3 separate regions of the Homo sapiens genome follow, and regions 2 and 3 are each linked to region 1. A link is a loop called in an ENCODE intact Hi-C map of the cell type or tissue named here. Cell type or tissue: mammary epithelial cell. All regions are shown on one strand.

Region 1 (5,000 bases):
CTGGCTATGGGTCACGCTAGGGTATGGTGGCTGGTAATAAAGAAGTAGACCATATCTGAAAGAACTCCTCATCTTTGGAGACCATCAGGGCCCCCAGCCCTACTGCCTGCAGCACCAGCAGGCAAGCAGACATGCAGACCCCGCCCCCCCATCCCCCAGCCAGGGCCAGGACTAGAGATGGATAGAGCTGGGCCCACAGCCATTTCTGCTCCGTCTGGCATCCGTCGGCTCTGCCCAGACAGACAGGCCAGCTGGTGTGCCATCGTCTGGCTGCAACTCGGCAGGCCAGAGAGGGAAACTTAAGAAACCCACCCAAGTCAGCAGGATGGTAATGCTAGGTGGGGGTGGGGAAGATGCTGTCCCCCGGCCTTAGCTAAGGCATCAGGAGTTGGCCAAGGGCTCAGGTGGTAGCCAAACCCAGGAGATGACTGTTTTGGATGAATCGTGAGTTGATTCACCTCTCTGTCCAACAAACAGTTGGGTAGAACTCAGTGGTCCTCATCCAGGCTGTAGGCTAAGAGCTCAGCTTCACTCCTGCATTCTTGCTAAGAGAGGTTGGTGATTTCCTAATCCATATGTGCCCTCAGCATGTTCTCTGAGCTCCTACTATGTGCTAGGTACTAGGAACACAAAGTTCTATCACTCTGAGTTCCTGTGCTCCAGAGGAGCCTCTCCAGACAGTGGGTAAAGTGGTGGACATAGTTCAGCATTAAAGAGATAGGAAGCAGTGAGTCTTGTGAATGGTCAGGTAAAGGGCTGTGGGCATCAAGAAAAGTTGGGTCGCTTTAGCTGGGGAGCAGGGAAGCATCAGAAAGACATGGCGTCTGAATGGGCTTTAAGTGTAGGCAGGCTTAGACAGGAGATGAAGGAGAGGAGGGGCCTGTGGGGGAAGGACATTCCAGGGAGATGAAATGGTGTGAACAAAGGCATGGGGGTGGGGGACTGACTGAAGAGCTTGTTTGCAGAACAGCAAATCCATTTGGCTGGAGCAGAGGGTTCGGAAAGGGACTGGCAGGAGATGAGTCTGTGAGGTAGCCTGGGGCCGGCCTAGGGAGAGCTTGGAATGCAGAGCGGTGACGTTGGCCTCGATTCAGTGCATGATGGGCAGCTACTGGAGAGTTCTGAGCAGGAGAGGGATGTGCCGAGGGCTGTCCTTTCAGGGAGATTGATCTGGCAGTGAGTCTAGGAAGGGTGAGCCCTGGGGCCAGCCTGCTCTCTACCCCCATCCCCACATGCCTGCCAGTGACCCCTAGAATGTCACATTCTGTCCTGGGCCAGTCTCCCCAGGGCTGCCATCTGCTCCTGGATGCAGTGGGAGCTGTCACCCTCTGGCTCCTGGCTGGTCTCTGGTCTGGCTCTCCCCAGGAGCTCAGAGGGGCACCTTGCAGGCAGTAATTGGGTTTCCAAACAGTGCCTGCTCCTTCGTCAGAGCCACTCATCCTGACGCAGGCCACGCCATTGAAGCAGCTCTGTTTCCTGCCTGCCCCCACATGGGCTGAGCTGCTGGTTCCTGGTCTGAGCGTGGCTGTTCCGAGGACTGGGTGCTCCCTCTGAGTGCTGCAGAAGGAGGCTCAGGAAGAACCTTCCCATGTCAGGCCTGCCTTAGCCATGCCGGATTGTTGTGAGCTGTGCCCTTGGAGAAGGGGCCATTAACTCTAAGGGGTGCCTCTTACTGCTGCTTGGCACAGTTGGGTCCTAGGCCTACTCCAGCCCAGCTGAAAAAAAAAAATGGCTTCTGAAGAAGCAGTTCCTGTGGCCTGTCTGGCTCTCCAGACAAGAGGCAAGGACAGGTCTGTGGGTGCTGGGGGAGTATGCTTCCTATATTCTGGCACAGGGTGGGAAAAGGAGGGGCTTCTCTGACCTCCTTTCACTTCCTCTTTCCCCGCTTCCCCATCAAAAGCACTCCCACTTCCCTTCATCCATGCTTCAGGAGGTTGGAGAAGTGAGTGGGGACGATTTGGAGCTCCTGGTGTGCACAACCCCCCTTACCATCAGCTTCCAGAGAGCTGACTCTGCCAGACTGTCAGGCCCCATCCTCCAGCCCCAGGAGGTAGAGGCCACAGCTGCTGTGGATCAGTCAGCCAGGACAGGGGGGGGTCTGGCTGAGGGCTTGCTGCCTGCTGGTCAGACCCTGCGTCCCCAGCCTGACACTTCTGGCTTCCCCAGACCACAGAACTGTCCTTGAGGGCCCCCTGCCTTGGATGTGGCTTTGAAGGCCAGCCGGGGGTGATTTGAGAAGGTGGATGGGGGAAGAGAGAAGGAGGGCTTGGGGAGCCTGTGGTGGGCAAGATGCCAGGCCTTCTGCTGCAGAGCTGCGGGTGCCTGGGGTGAGCCAGTGTGCAGTTGCACTCTGTGCCCAGCAGAGGGCAGCCTGACACCAGCTTTTGCCACCCTCAAGACCTCAGGGTTTCCTGGCTTGCTCCTTAACCATACTCTGTCTCCTGATGGGGGAGGCCTGGGCTGAGCCAGGATTCTCTTCGTCCTCAAGTCCCCTTGCCATGAGATCTGTCAGTGGTGGGCTGGGGTGGCCACAGGAAGCAGAGGAGACTGAATGGGGACCCCTTGCTTGCCACGTGGCTCCACCTCCAAGCCGCTCTTCCCTGCCTTCCCAGGGATGGTGACCACTATGATGCCCTGAGGGACTGCCTCAAGGCCATCTCCCTAAACCCATGCCACCTGAAGGCACACTTTCGCCTGGCCCGCTGCCTCTTTGAGCTCAAGTATGTGGCTGAAGCCCTGGAGTGCCTGGACGACTTCAAAGGGAAATTTCCGGAGCAGGCCCACAGCAGCGCTTGTGATGCATTGGGCCGCGACATCACAGCTGCCCTCTTCTCTAAAAATGATGGTGGTGAGTGGGCACTGAGGAGGGGGTGCTGTTACTCTTTCTCTTTGAGATGCTGCATGACATTCTGGAGAGGTCATGGTTCTGGGATTGGAGAGGCCTGGGTTCAGATGTTGATTCAGAAACCATGCAACTTTGGGGCAGTTACTTGGTGTCTCTCTCAGAGTGTTTCCTGGTCTGAAAAGGAGGCATGCCAGCACCTCCCACTGAGCGTTTCTATTGAGGATCAGCATGTTTAAATGGCATGTTTAAAGCACCTGGGGGAGTGCCTGGTGCCCAGGATAGGAGGAAGCTGAGCTCAGTCAGGCTCCCGCTAGGCATTCACACCTGCTTAGACAGGGCCCTGGTGGTTCCACTTGGGCATCTGAGAGGCAGAAGCTGGTCATTGTGTTTGTTCCGAGTGTACAAGTGCAGCAGAGACAATAGCGCAGAGCAGTAGAAATGCCTCAGGCTTGGAATGTGGGGCCTCGGTTCCAAATGCAGCTCCACCACCTGACTGTGTGGCCTTGAAGAAAGCACAGCCTCTCTACCTACCTGCACAAAGAGCACGAAGCCCTGCCCAGCTCCCCTCAGTGTGCTGGAGAATGAACTGGGCCATCGGAGTGTGGTCTGTAAACGTGAACGGTGAGCTCATAGGAGGCAGACATGGATCTTCACCTCTCTCCTTTGCAGTTTACCAACCACGTGATAAATTAATTTGTTTAATGAATAGTTATCAGACACCTGCCATGTGCCAGGCACTGTGCTGGGTCCTGGGAATAGAGCTGTGACTAAGTCACGTGGAATTTCTGTGTTTATGGCATTTACAGTCTAGTGAAGGAACCAAGTGATAAAGGAGAAACAAAAAAGTATGACAAGTGCCATGGGGACCTGAATGGTGTGCATGCTGGGAGGGGGTGGGCTTGATGGCATTCTGGGGTTCTTCAGGAAGAAACATTTAAACTAAGATCTAAAGGATCCAAAGGAAGCATTAACTAGATACAAAATATAGCTGTGTGGCCTAGCGCGGTGGCTCACGCTTATAATCCCAGCACTTTGGGAGGCTGATGTGGGAAAATAGCTTGAGCCCAGGAGTTCAATATCAGCTAGGACAACATAGCAAGATCCCATCTCAACAAAAGAAAAATTAAAAAAAATTAGCCAGGGGTGGTGGCACACACCTGTAGTCCCAGCTCCTCGGGCAGCTGAGGCAGGAGGATCACTTGAGCCCAGGAGGTCAAGGCTACAGTGAGCCATGATCACACCACTGCACTCCAGCCTGGGTGACAGAGCAAAATCCTGTCTCAAACAACAACAACAACAAAATGTAGCTGTGGGAGATGCAGAGCTCCTGGCATATGAACCAGCATGCTCCAAGGCCCTGAAGCAGGTATGAGTGAGTCACTTTTAAGGAACTGAGAAAACTTGTGTGACTTTACCTGTCACTTAACTGATCAGTGACTCTCATTTGGGACCCTAATAACTTGTCTTCCAGAGGGTAAGGGCATGGTCCTTACTGCCCTAAGTGCCATGAATCTGTTTATAAAAGTCACCCAGGCTGGGCTCGGTGGCTCATGCCTGTAATCCCAGCACTTTGGGAGGCCAAGGCAGGTGGATCACCTGAGGTCAGGAGTTTGAGACCAGCCTGGCCAATGTGGCGAAACCCCGTCTCTACTAAAAATACAAAAATTAGCTGGGCGTGGTGGCACGTGCCTGGTAGTCCCAGTTACTCAGGAGGCTGAGGCAGGAGAATCGCTTGAACCTTGGAGGTGGAGGTTGCAGTGAGCCGAGATCACGCCACTGCACTCCAGCCTGCGTGACCATCTCAAAAAAAAAAAAAAAAGTCATCCATTCTCTCTTTGCTAGTGCCTCACTCTACCCTCCCCTGCCTCTTACCTCCACAGAAACAGACTTTGAGTCTCTGCATCTTTGGGGCTTTCAGGCCCTCATTTAGGGACCTGAACCAGGGCCCTCCTGGCATCAAAGGTCTCCTCTTGAACATCCTCAGGGGCTAGATCCAAAGATGCATCTTCCTCACAACCTTTCCCCAGTTTTCCAGGATAAGGGTGGAGGCAGGTAGCTCTATGTTGTCAGACTTTGGACTGAAAACAGAGCCATAGGTGGGGGAAAATAGGGAAGGAGAGAAAGGAACAAGGCGCTTACCTTTTCTGGATCTCTG
Region 2 (5,000 bases), 260 kb before region 1:
TGCACAGTGGGAGGTGTGGCTGGGTAATGAGATGCAAGCGCACAGTGGCCTGGCGAGCAGCTCCTGCGTTCCTCCCATTGTGTCCCTTTGTTACTACATGTTACATCCTCATTTGGGCATACCAGTGGGCAAGAGACCTTCCTCCACCTGGCCTCTGCCTCGTGTTATCTCCCCACACTCGGCACCCTCTCTGGCTTTTTTTTTTTTGAGACAGTGTCTTTTTTTGAGACACAGGGCAGGGACAAGTCTTTGGTTAATCTTCCATTAATTAATCTATGTATCAGTTACTCACAGATGTTTATTGAGCTCCTATTTTGTATTCTGGAATCCATGTTTTGCTCTGGGGACATGGCAGTGAAGAAAACAGACAAGGTCCCTGCTCTCGGGAAGCCCACAGTCTTGGGTGGGAGACAGACACTTAAGTAAATCAGGCCATATAAACAGTGATAGGGGCTGTGAAGGGCATTAACAGGAACTGAGATGGAATTACAGGAGACTGGCCGGATGCAGTGGCTCACGCTTGTGAGCTGGGATTACAGGGGTCTGCCACCATGCCTGGCTAATTTTTTGTATTTTTACGTTATTTATTTATTTATTTATTTTTGAGACAGAGTCTTGCTTTGTTGCCCAGGCTAGAGTACAGTAGCGCTATCTCAGCTCACTGCAACCTCTGCCTCTCAGGTTCAGTTCAAGTGATTCTCCTGTCTCAGCTTCCCGAGCAGCTGGGATTGCAGGCGCCCGCCACCACGCTCGGCTAATTTTTGTATTTTTAGTAGAGACAGGGTTTCATTGTGTTGGCCAGGCTGGTCTCGAACTCCGACCTCAAGTGATCCACCCACCTTGGTCTCCCAAAGTGCTGGGATTACAGGTGTGAGCCACTGTGCCCAGTCCCAAACCATATTTGAATTAGAGCTGAAGGGCTCCAGGCCCAAATGACTGTTGAGGGGCAGGACCAGCTGCGTCACTGTCACTCTCCTTTCCAGAGAAAAGCTATTCTGGTCCAATTCCTAGCTGCGTGCCTTTGGGAAAACTCTTTCATCTCTCTGTGCCTCAGTTTCTTCATCTGTAAAATTTTTTTTTTTTTTGAGACAGCATCTTGCTCTTGTTGCCAAGGCTGGAGTGCAATGGCGCAATCTTAGCTCACTGCCATCTCCGCCTCCCAAGTTCAAGTGATTCTCCTGCCTCAGCCTCCTGAGTAGCTGGATTACAGGTACCCGCCACCATGACCGGCTAATTTTTTGTATTTTCAGTAGAGACGGGGTTTCACCATGTTGACCAGGCTGGTCTTGAATTGCTGACTACAGGTGATCCTCCTGCCTCAGCCTCCCAAAGTTCTGGGATTACAGGCGTGAGCCACCACATCTGGATTTTTTTTTTGAGACGTAGTCTCGCTCTGTCGCCCATGCTGGAGAGCACTGGCATAATCTTGGCCCACCGCAACCTCCGCCGCCTGGTTCAAGCGATTCTCCTGCCTCAGCCTCCAGAGTAGCCGGGATTACAGGCATCCACCACCACGTTCGGCTAATTTTTGTATTTTTAGTAGAGACGGGATTTCACCATGTTGGCCAGGCTGGTCTCGAACTACTGACCTCAGGTGATCCGCCTGCCTGGGTCTCCCAAAGTGCTGGGATTACAGGTGTGAGCCACTGCGCCCAGCTGTAAAATGATAATAAGCATACCTTAAATATAACTTCCTTTTAAGGCTATTCAAGAAATAAATGTGCTAAGGGCCTGTAAAGGGCTGAGCACAGAGGCTGGCATAGTCAGTGCTCAATAAATGGAAAGGAGAAGATGGAGATGAGGAGGATGGAGGTCCAGAAAGTTGGAGAAGTGTTGGCCTGGTTTCCTCTATCCTGGGACGTCAGGGCTCCCCTCAGCCTTGGCAGTTCCAGGAATGGCCACGAGATGGCGCCTGAATCCCAGTTATGAGGGACTCAGCGGCGCTTCTTAGCAGAGGAAGCTGTTTGCGGGGAAAAAGGGCCAGAGAAGCAGGTAGGCTCCTCAAGCTTGGATGGAGTGGGGCTTGGCACTAGATTTGCTTAAAGTCCAGCCACTTCAGCCTCTCCCTTCGGTTTGTCTCCTAGGGGTTCCCTGTACGTACCCCTTTCCCTCCAGCACTGGAGCCCGAGTCTCCCGCTGAGCAGGCACCTCTCCCTCCACGCCCAGGCTTCTTAAACCAACCCCTCCTCCCCTTGTCATTCATGAACCAGGTAGGAGGACTTAACGGAACACTTCCTGTGGGCCTTGCAGGGTGGGGAGCCAGAGGAAATGACCTGGTTCCTGTTCTTAGCATCCTGGGGGTGGGATAGGAGGTAGGAATAGAAACCAAAAGAGATAAATGGAAAACAGGCAGGATTGGCTTAAGACTTCTCCATCTGTAGGCCGAACCCGTTATCCTCATTTTGCAGATGCAGAAACTGAGGCTCAGAAGCGTTCGGCCACGTGCATGCATTGCCTTTCCCATTGGTGCTCCATCGCCAGTAATGGATAAGTAATAAGTAATAAGGTGAGTTATATCTAAATATATCCATAGACTCATTCAACAGCATCTACAAGAGCGCCGCAGTTCCAGCAAGGATCAGACTTGGCCCCTGCCCTTGGGAGCTGGCAGTCTGGAGGGTGAGGCTGGGTCTGGGGACCCAGAGGATGCAGTTGTTGGTCTCACCTGAACCGGTTGTGGGAGGGAAGGGAGGAAATGTGTGAGAGACTTTGTAGATTTCTTATGCGCAAAGGACCTGCTCCAGGATAACTTTCAAAGAGGCAATATCATGACTCCCATACAAATTAAAATGAACATGTGTCAAAGATTTTCTTTGACTTATTAATTGACATGGAATCAGCAAGATGTTAAAATAAGTTCAACTGAGAATTTGACTTACGGGTATTTATATTCTCTACTGGACAAAATTCCTTTGCACGGTTATGAGCAGGAATCATTTGCTTTGTGATCTGTTTTCCTCAGATTGCCTCTATCCCTACAGAGCTATAAAGCCAATCAAAGACAATCAAAAGCACACAAGCACACACCCCTAAAGAATCAGATCATCACTAGAGGGTCACAGCCAACACCCGGCACTCCTCTGAAAGGAACACACCCAGAAATCTCTTGCCTTTTCCCAGGCTTTGATATATTTTCTTGGCCGACTCCTGGAAGGATCAGGATGAATCAGGTAGCAGCCATTGCTGAGCAGGCAGGCCATCTTAGAGCTTGGTCCTCCTCTTTGCAAAATCTTCCCCATTCAGGCGGTAACTTCTAGCTGCAGCCAGGGTCAGTAACCGCCAGCAGGTGGCGCTGAGGCAAAAATCTCAGCCGCACGTGGGGAATTCTTTGACCCTTGCGGCCCCGCAGGAGTCAGGTTTCCTGACTTCAGGATTTCACGGGACCCTTTCTCCCCACCCCCTCCCCACCTTCTTCTTCTCCTCCTTCTCCTTATCCTTCTTCTCCTCCTCCTTCCTTCTTTTTTTTTTTGGTTGTTGTTGTTTAGTTTTTTGAGACGTGGTCTCGCTATGTTGCCCAAGCTGGTCTTGAACCCCTGGGCTCAAGTGATTCACCCGCCTCGGCCTCCCAAAGTGCAGGGATCACAGGCGTGAGTCACCGCGCCGGGCCATTCCCCCTCTTTTGGGTCAAGTTTTCTCATGATCACAGGGCTGCTTCCAAGTGAGCTCATCTCCAGCCATAAATTCAGCCATTCACTGATTCAATCAATCTTTGATTTGACAAAGTGTCCAGGCCCCAAGTCGTATTCCTGAGGCTCTCCAGGAATTCTTTGTGTCCAAGAAGCAGCCCTTGTCTCTGCTTGTCCGGCTTTGCTGCTCCCAGAAGGAGCAAGGCCTCACTCACCTTTGAGGATGAATTCTGCCATCTCAGGGCCCCATCCCATGCTGCCCCCCCCCCCACCCCTGCCCTGCCTTTGGGTGTATCCACACCCCCCTGGAAACCTGGAAAAGGCACCTCAGCAGAGGATGAATAAAAAGCTTTACTTCTTTCTCTCCTTTCAAGCTCTCATTCCTCCCCCCCCTTTTTTTTCTTGAGACAAAATCTTATTCCGTCACCCAGGCTGGAGTGCAGGGGTGCGATCTCGGCTCACTGCAACCTCTGCCTCCTGGATGCAAGTGATTCTCATGCCTCAGCCTCCCGAGTAGCTGGAATTACAGGTGCACACCACCACGCCCAGCTAATTTTTGTATTTTTAGTAGAGACGGAGTTTCACCATGCTGGCCAGGCTGGTCTCGAACTCCTGACCTCAGGTGATACGCCTGCCTCAGCCTCCCAATGTGCTGGGATTACAGGTGTGAGCCACCGCTTCCGGCTTCATTCCCATTTTACAGGTGAGAAAGTGGCTACTGCTCCTCTGGGTCTGTCCTGGTCGTCGGGGAAGGCTGTATCTCTTTGCTATACTCGGCTTTACTCAGGCCAGAGGATGGCTGAAGAGCTGTCCCCAGGCCTCACTGTTTCCCTGGCCTTCCCATAAACTCACATTCATGGAGGACTGCAGCATAAGAAGCACCTCCTATGCGCTTCCCAAGGGCCTGGAAAGTTCTCCAGAATGTAGTGGGAATAACTACAAGCACAGTCCCATCCCAACTCAGCAGGCAAGGAGTGCTGGGGTGACCACAGCTCCCTCCTCAGCTGAGACCCTGCCCTGGGGTAGGGGCAGCAGGCCAAGGGGAAGGAGGTGGGCAGGCAGGGTGTGCAGGCCATCATGGTAGTGAGGTCTGCACCGGGGCCAGGGCACACATCTGTCCCACTGGGTGCTGGCTGGGCAGTGTTTCCCTGGCTCCTTGGCTCTTCCCTGTATGCTGGGTGCACAATTGTGGGGCATCAGGGAGAAAACCTTCCTCTTCTAGGTTAGGGTCTCTGCCCTCTGCCCCGTGACTGTGACAGCAGCAGGAAAGAAGTCACCACAGTGCTCCTGCGTCTCAGGGATTCCCTAAAAGGAGAATCAGAGAAAAGAGTAGGAGTCCTTGGGAAGCAGATCCTGAGCAGAAAGGTCCCTGGT
Region 3 (5,000 bases), 260 kb after region 1:
GGGACCTATGTGCCACAGACCCATGTAGATTCTCCCCACCTACCCATGCTGTCACCCCACAGGAAGACTGCAGAGCTGACTCGGGGACAGGATAAAGTAGAAAGAGACACTTCTCTACTCCCCTTTGGGGGACAGCGATTTGCAATCTACAAAGCACCTACACATCTGTGACCCACTGAATCCTCACAGCAGCCTGGGAGGCATGATTTATTATCCCCATGTTACAGGGGAAACTGGCTCAGAGTGTATGTGTAACTTGCCTGAAGTCACATAGCTGCTAAGAGGCAGGATTTCTAATTCTGCCTTAAGTCCAAAGCCTCCTTCCACTCCCAGCTCCTGTAACAATCCTTCAGCCACTTCTGAAAATGCTCCTTCTAGCGCCGTGGTCTAATTTAAGGCTGGGAGGAACCTTAAAATTATCTAACCCATTGGCTTCCAAAGCCTGGGCCTGGGGGAGCTGTGTAACATTCCAGATACCCAGGCCCTAGTCCAGGGGAATGTGACTCATAGATGTGAAGGGACATCTGGGAATCTGTATTTTTAACCAGCTACCCCAGTGGGGACACTTTCTAGTGCCATCTCATGCCCCTCCCATTTTACAGATGAGGAAACTGAGACTTGAAGAGGGAAAGAGACTTTGTCCGAGGTCACAAAATGGCACAGGAAGGGGCCCTTTGGTTGCCCACCCAGGTGGAACATCCCTCTATCCACTGTTCCTTCTCTCTCTGCAGGCTCCAGGACTCAGCTGCTCCTCGTTGTCCCACCTACTGGTCCCACCTACTTTGCTCTCTCCCAGGCCTGGCTGTGGACCTGGCCCCTCCCAGGTCAGGATCTCTCTAGTCCAAGAACTTGGAGCACTGTTGCCCTCACAGGGAGGACAGTGGGTGACACCCTCACAAACGAGAAAAGGGGCTCAGACTCTGGAACCTCCAAGTCCAATTTCCAACAGTGTGGTTGGGCCGTGGCTCCTGGCACCCACTTGGAGATGCCCACCAGAAGCCCCCTCCCTCCCTCCCTTACTGAGGGTCAGGCTAGCCGAGCCTTCCCCGCCCTGGAGACCTCCCAGCTGGGGCCTGAGGGTGTGATCTTGGCAGAAGAGAAAAACCTCCTCTCCGGTGGTGGCTTCTGTTCAACCCACCCGTGAAGACCTCTGGGCACGTCCTCCTGCCAGGCCTCCTGAGGCTGGCCACTGCTCTCTTTTGCAGCCTCCAGGATCTGAGGGAAACAGCTGGCTCCCCTCCTCACCACACCCCGGCGGCCATTCTCTTGGACCCCTCCCAAGGGTACCACCTAGCCCTGGTCTGTGGACAAAGTCAAAGGGGTACTTCTGTCTGCCTGTCTGCTGTTGGGTCAGTGTGTCTGAGCTTGCCCATAGGGACACCAGCTGGTTGGGAGGGGGCTGGGGGCCCCAACCTGCTGTGCACAGTGCCGGGAAGCGCCAGCCCACATCCTTGAGTCCCCAGCCCCACCCTCCCCGGCTGTGGCTGTGACCACCCCACCCCTTCCCCAGCCCTCCTTCCCCTCCCCCACCCACTGCCTCCCCAGGGGAGCCAGGCTGCCAGCCCCAGCTCTCACTTCCGGCCTCATGACCCTCTCTCCAGCTTGCACACTCCTCCTCCCCCACCATTTCCCTCCCAGCCTGGTTCGAAGGCCCTGGGATGTCCTCAAATGGAAAACACTGCATCAAAGGGGCCATTACTGCTGCTCTGAGACCTTCCCATCACCTCCCTTTTCCTCCAGGGGCCTTATCTCTCAGGATCTGTCCCTCAGGGACTAGTCATCACCTCTGTCCACCTCCTTCCCTTCAGCCGCCTACCTGCCCACACAGTAACACCTGAATATCTTCTTTCAACCTGATCCCAGGCACAATATCATAATACAAATAACAATGATGGCAATAATAATGGCAGCTGTCACTCATTTGGCATCATTTAAATAGAGGCACAGAGAGGTTAAGTTATGCCCTTAAGAACAAACAGCCATCTCATTCAATTAAGCTGGTGTCTGAATTTAGGTTGGGCTTCTGTAAATCAAACTTCTTTGGTGTCCAGAGATTCAGCGCCCTCCCCTGCAGCCTCCTACAACGGTCCTAGTCCCAACCATCAGTTCTAATTTTTGACTTCTAATCTATCCTCCTCTCAGCTTCTAGTCACCACCTCCCACCAACAGCCATCCAACTAGATGCACTACTCTCCCTCGCCACTAGGTGTCCCCTTGGAGCCACTGATGCCCCCAAGGGGAGCTGGCCCTGCCCCGCCCCCTGGGGCCATCAGGGCCCCCCCACAGCACAGCACAGCAGTGCACACCCCACCCCACCCTACCCCCAGCCACACAGAGCTCCTTTGTGCAACCCTCGCCCACCCCCTTCCTCCCTGGAACAGGGCACCTGGCAAGCAGGTCTGCCCCAGAACCGCCCCCTGCCAGCCCCCTGCCCTGGGTGCCAGGTGTGTGGGCGCCACCGCCAGCTCTGGCTGGACCCGAGGGTCACCCTGCCGGCGGCCCTCCCTTCCTCCCTCCGAGGTCACCCAGGGACTAAGCTTCCCGCCCTGCTCCGCCCCCCTCCCCTCCTGCCCTTGGCCCTTCCAGACTCCCGTCCTTGTCTTTCCTTCTGTCTCCCGGAGGACTCCCCTCCTCCAGCCCCACTAGGCCTTCCCTGCAGCCTCTCACCCCCGCCCACCTCCTTCCCCAGAGAGCTCCTTGTTCCACGCCCCCCCGCTCCCCGCCCAGGTCTGAAGAACTCCTCCTCCTGGAAAGTTGCTGCTGGAAAGGAAGTGACTTCAGCAATTTGGCCACAAGGCTGGGCACTGCTGAGCCCAGCTCAGCTCAAGGCTTGCCCAACCCACCTCCAAAGCACAAATGGAGCCACATGTGCACATCACTCCCACTGTGCACCCAGAACCCTGAGCACACACTTAGCCAGTGTACACACAGATCCCCGTGTGCATACACCGTACCATCGCAGTGTATTCAGATCTTGTCTATACACACATCTCTCCAGTGTACACTAGCACCCTTGCACACATGACATCCAGTGTGGCACACACAGTATCCCCACACCTGCCCAGTACACACCCAGAATCCTGCATATTCATACTTCCGGGTACCACATACACAGCCCTTGAACGCTCCCCAGCCCAGTCCACTTACACAACTCTTGTATATTACCCCATGTGCACGGAAGGACAGAGCCTTCCACACACACCTGCTTGCACACAAGCTTGAGTGCCCTGTACATTTACATTCGGATACACACAGCCTCGCATCCTCCCACAGCTGTACCTCCCCACCCTTACAATCCCAGGAGACTCCACCCCCAGACCTCAGGCCCCAGGAATGCTCCTTTGGAAGTAGGGTGGGGTCCCCAGGCAGGCTCAGCTCTAGGGAGCTTCCTGGAGCCGCAGGCTTCATGTGTCAGTTCAGGGAGTTGCCTCTGCAGGGCAGGGCAGCTTCACCTGGCTCTGCAGCTCCTGAGCCTGGGTGGGCTAACCTGGGCCAGGAGTAGGGAGGTGGGTCCTGCCACTGCCCCCGCCCCCTCCCTGTCCTGCAAGGGCACCTTAGCATACCTGGGCTACCCAGGCCCTCCCAGCACCTCACCTTGGCCTCCCAGTTCTCTGCTTCCACAGACTCCGGTAGAGAGGTGTCCTGGGGGGGTCAGCAGCTGCACACATCAGGCACTCTGGTTTCCACCTCTGCCCTGAGTCCTGGTCATTGTCACAACCCCTTTCTCCTCCCAGTTCTCTCAGGTCATCAAGGCGCAGGGAAGAGTCCTCAGGCTAGGAGGTAGGACTCACTGTATATCCATGAGCCTCAGTTCCCCTTTCTGGATAATGGGGAGTTTGAGTAAATGTTGGGTTAATATGTTTTGATTCTGTAAAGAAGCTCTTTTTGACCTAAGCTGGGAGGGGATCCCTGTTGGGACTGGGAGGCAAGTTCCCCTGATCCCCACTTCCTGGGGGTGGCCCAGGCCCAAGCCTGACTTCCCTGCACACTGTTACCTGAGCAGGCTGCGAAGATAGGCTGGGCTCAGCAGGAAAGGCCTGTCTTCATCAGCATCTCCAGGGTGGTCTCTGCAACGGCCTGAGCGTCGCCCCGCACTCGGGGCCCTCTGCACACGCTCAACTGGGTGGGCTCTGGGGTCCAGGCCGATGGGTTGACAATCAGGCAAGCTCCCATCTGTGGAAGCAAACACAGCACCACAGAGATAAGCATGGACACAGGGTAAGCCAGCCAGACAGCAGGGTGCAGGCGGACACTGAGCCAGGAAGCTCTCCTACATGGAGTCCCATCCACCTCCAACCTCATCGCATTATCCCACCTGGGAACTGTGAGACTCTTTTTAAAAAAAAAAATAAGAGAGACAGGGCCTCATCTCGTTTTGTGGCCCAGGTTGGAGTGCAGTGGCATGATCATAGCTCACTGCCTCCTTGAATTCCTGGGCTCAAGTGATCCTCCCACCTCAGCCTCCCGAGTAGCTGGGGCTACAGGTATGCACCACCATGCCTGGCTATTTTTTTTTTAAATTTTTTGTAGGGACAGGGTCTCACCATCTTGCCCAGGCTGGTCTCGAACTCCTGGGCTCAAGCAATCCTCCAGCCTCAGCCTCCCAAAGTGCTGGGATTGCAGGTATGAGCCACTGCACCAGCCAAACCTGTTTCTTGAAACCCCAGGCTCCTACTGAGAAGCAATGTTTTTGCACATCTATGTACACACATGCATATACATGCACATATACTATAGTGGAAGGAACCTGGCCTTTGGGAGTCTGACAGTCCTTGGCTCAACCTTCATAACTGTGTGACTCTGGGCAAGTCAGTTAACTTTTCTGGCTCTCAGTTTTCTCATGTATAAAATAGGAAAAGTGAGATCTTATGAATGGGGAGGAACATCTGGGGAAACTATAATGCAAACAGGTTACTGACAATGCAGATGTGAGAGGTGCTGTTCAGAGTGATGGTGGATGCGAATTTCCACAAGGGTGTATATGCAGCTGGCGTTTACCC

What was found. Peaks named below come from ENCODE experiments on the same cell type or tissue, not always from the same donor. Only the 100,000 strongest peaks of a DNase experiment are listed, where the experiment ranks them.
Region 2: a loop joins it to region 1, with 5 times the contacts of the local background. A loop is called at or near these places in 67 of 110 quality-filtered maps.
Region 3: it touches region 1 in a loop (10-fold over the local background); 3 of 110 quality-filtered maps call a loop at or near these places.

The regions. Positions count from the first base shown.
Region 1 is chr1:27,298,614-27,303,613 of GRCh38, forward strand. It overlaps WDTC1 (WD and tetratricopeptide repeats 1), which reads left to right. Exons shown (of 16, transcript NM_001276252.2): 13 at 2,613-2,848. Among named protein-coding and RNA genes, the nearest start is that of TMEM222, 21 kb to the right of the region's middle. RefSeq lists enhancers at 709-1,222, 2,045-2,104, 2,250-2,762, 2,763-3,276. In mammary epithelial cell, a CTCF peak has its summit at 2,357 (motif pointing right); DNase peaks (open chromatin) are centred at 988 and 2,368; H3K27ac peaks cover 1,644 bases.
Region 2 is chr1:27,042,810-27,047,809 of GRCh38, forward strand. LOC101928391 (a long non-coding RNA gene) reads left to right here. Exons shown (of 8, transcript XR_007065559.1): 4 at 2,085-2,210; 5 at 2,409-2,506. Among named protein-coding and RNA genes, the nearest start is that of TENT5B, 32 kb to the left of the region's middle. RefSeq lists enhancers at 1-17, 3,495-3,995. In mammary epithelial cell, CTCF peaks have their summits at 1,896 (motif pointing right) and 3,289 (motif pointing right); DNase peaks (open chromatin) are centred at 1,922 and 3,602.
Region 3 is chr1:27,554,711-27,559,710 of GRCh38, forward strand. It overlaps AHDC1 (AT-hook DNA binding motif containing 1), which reads right to left. Exons shown (of 9, transcript NM_001371928.1): 4 at 3,996-4,173; 5 at 3,595-3,820. Among named protein-coding and RNA genes, the nearest start is that of AHDC1, 47 kb to the right of the region's middle. RefSeq lists enhancers at 705-1,260, 2,772-2,861. In mammary epithelial cell, CTCF peaks have their summits at 2,195 (motif pointing right) and 3,435; DNase peaks (open chromatin) are centred at 2,246, 2,741 and 3,341; H3K4me3 peaks cover 331 bases; H3K27ac peaks cover 1,416 bases.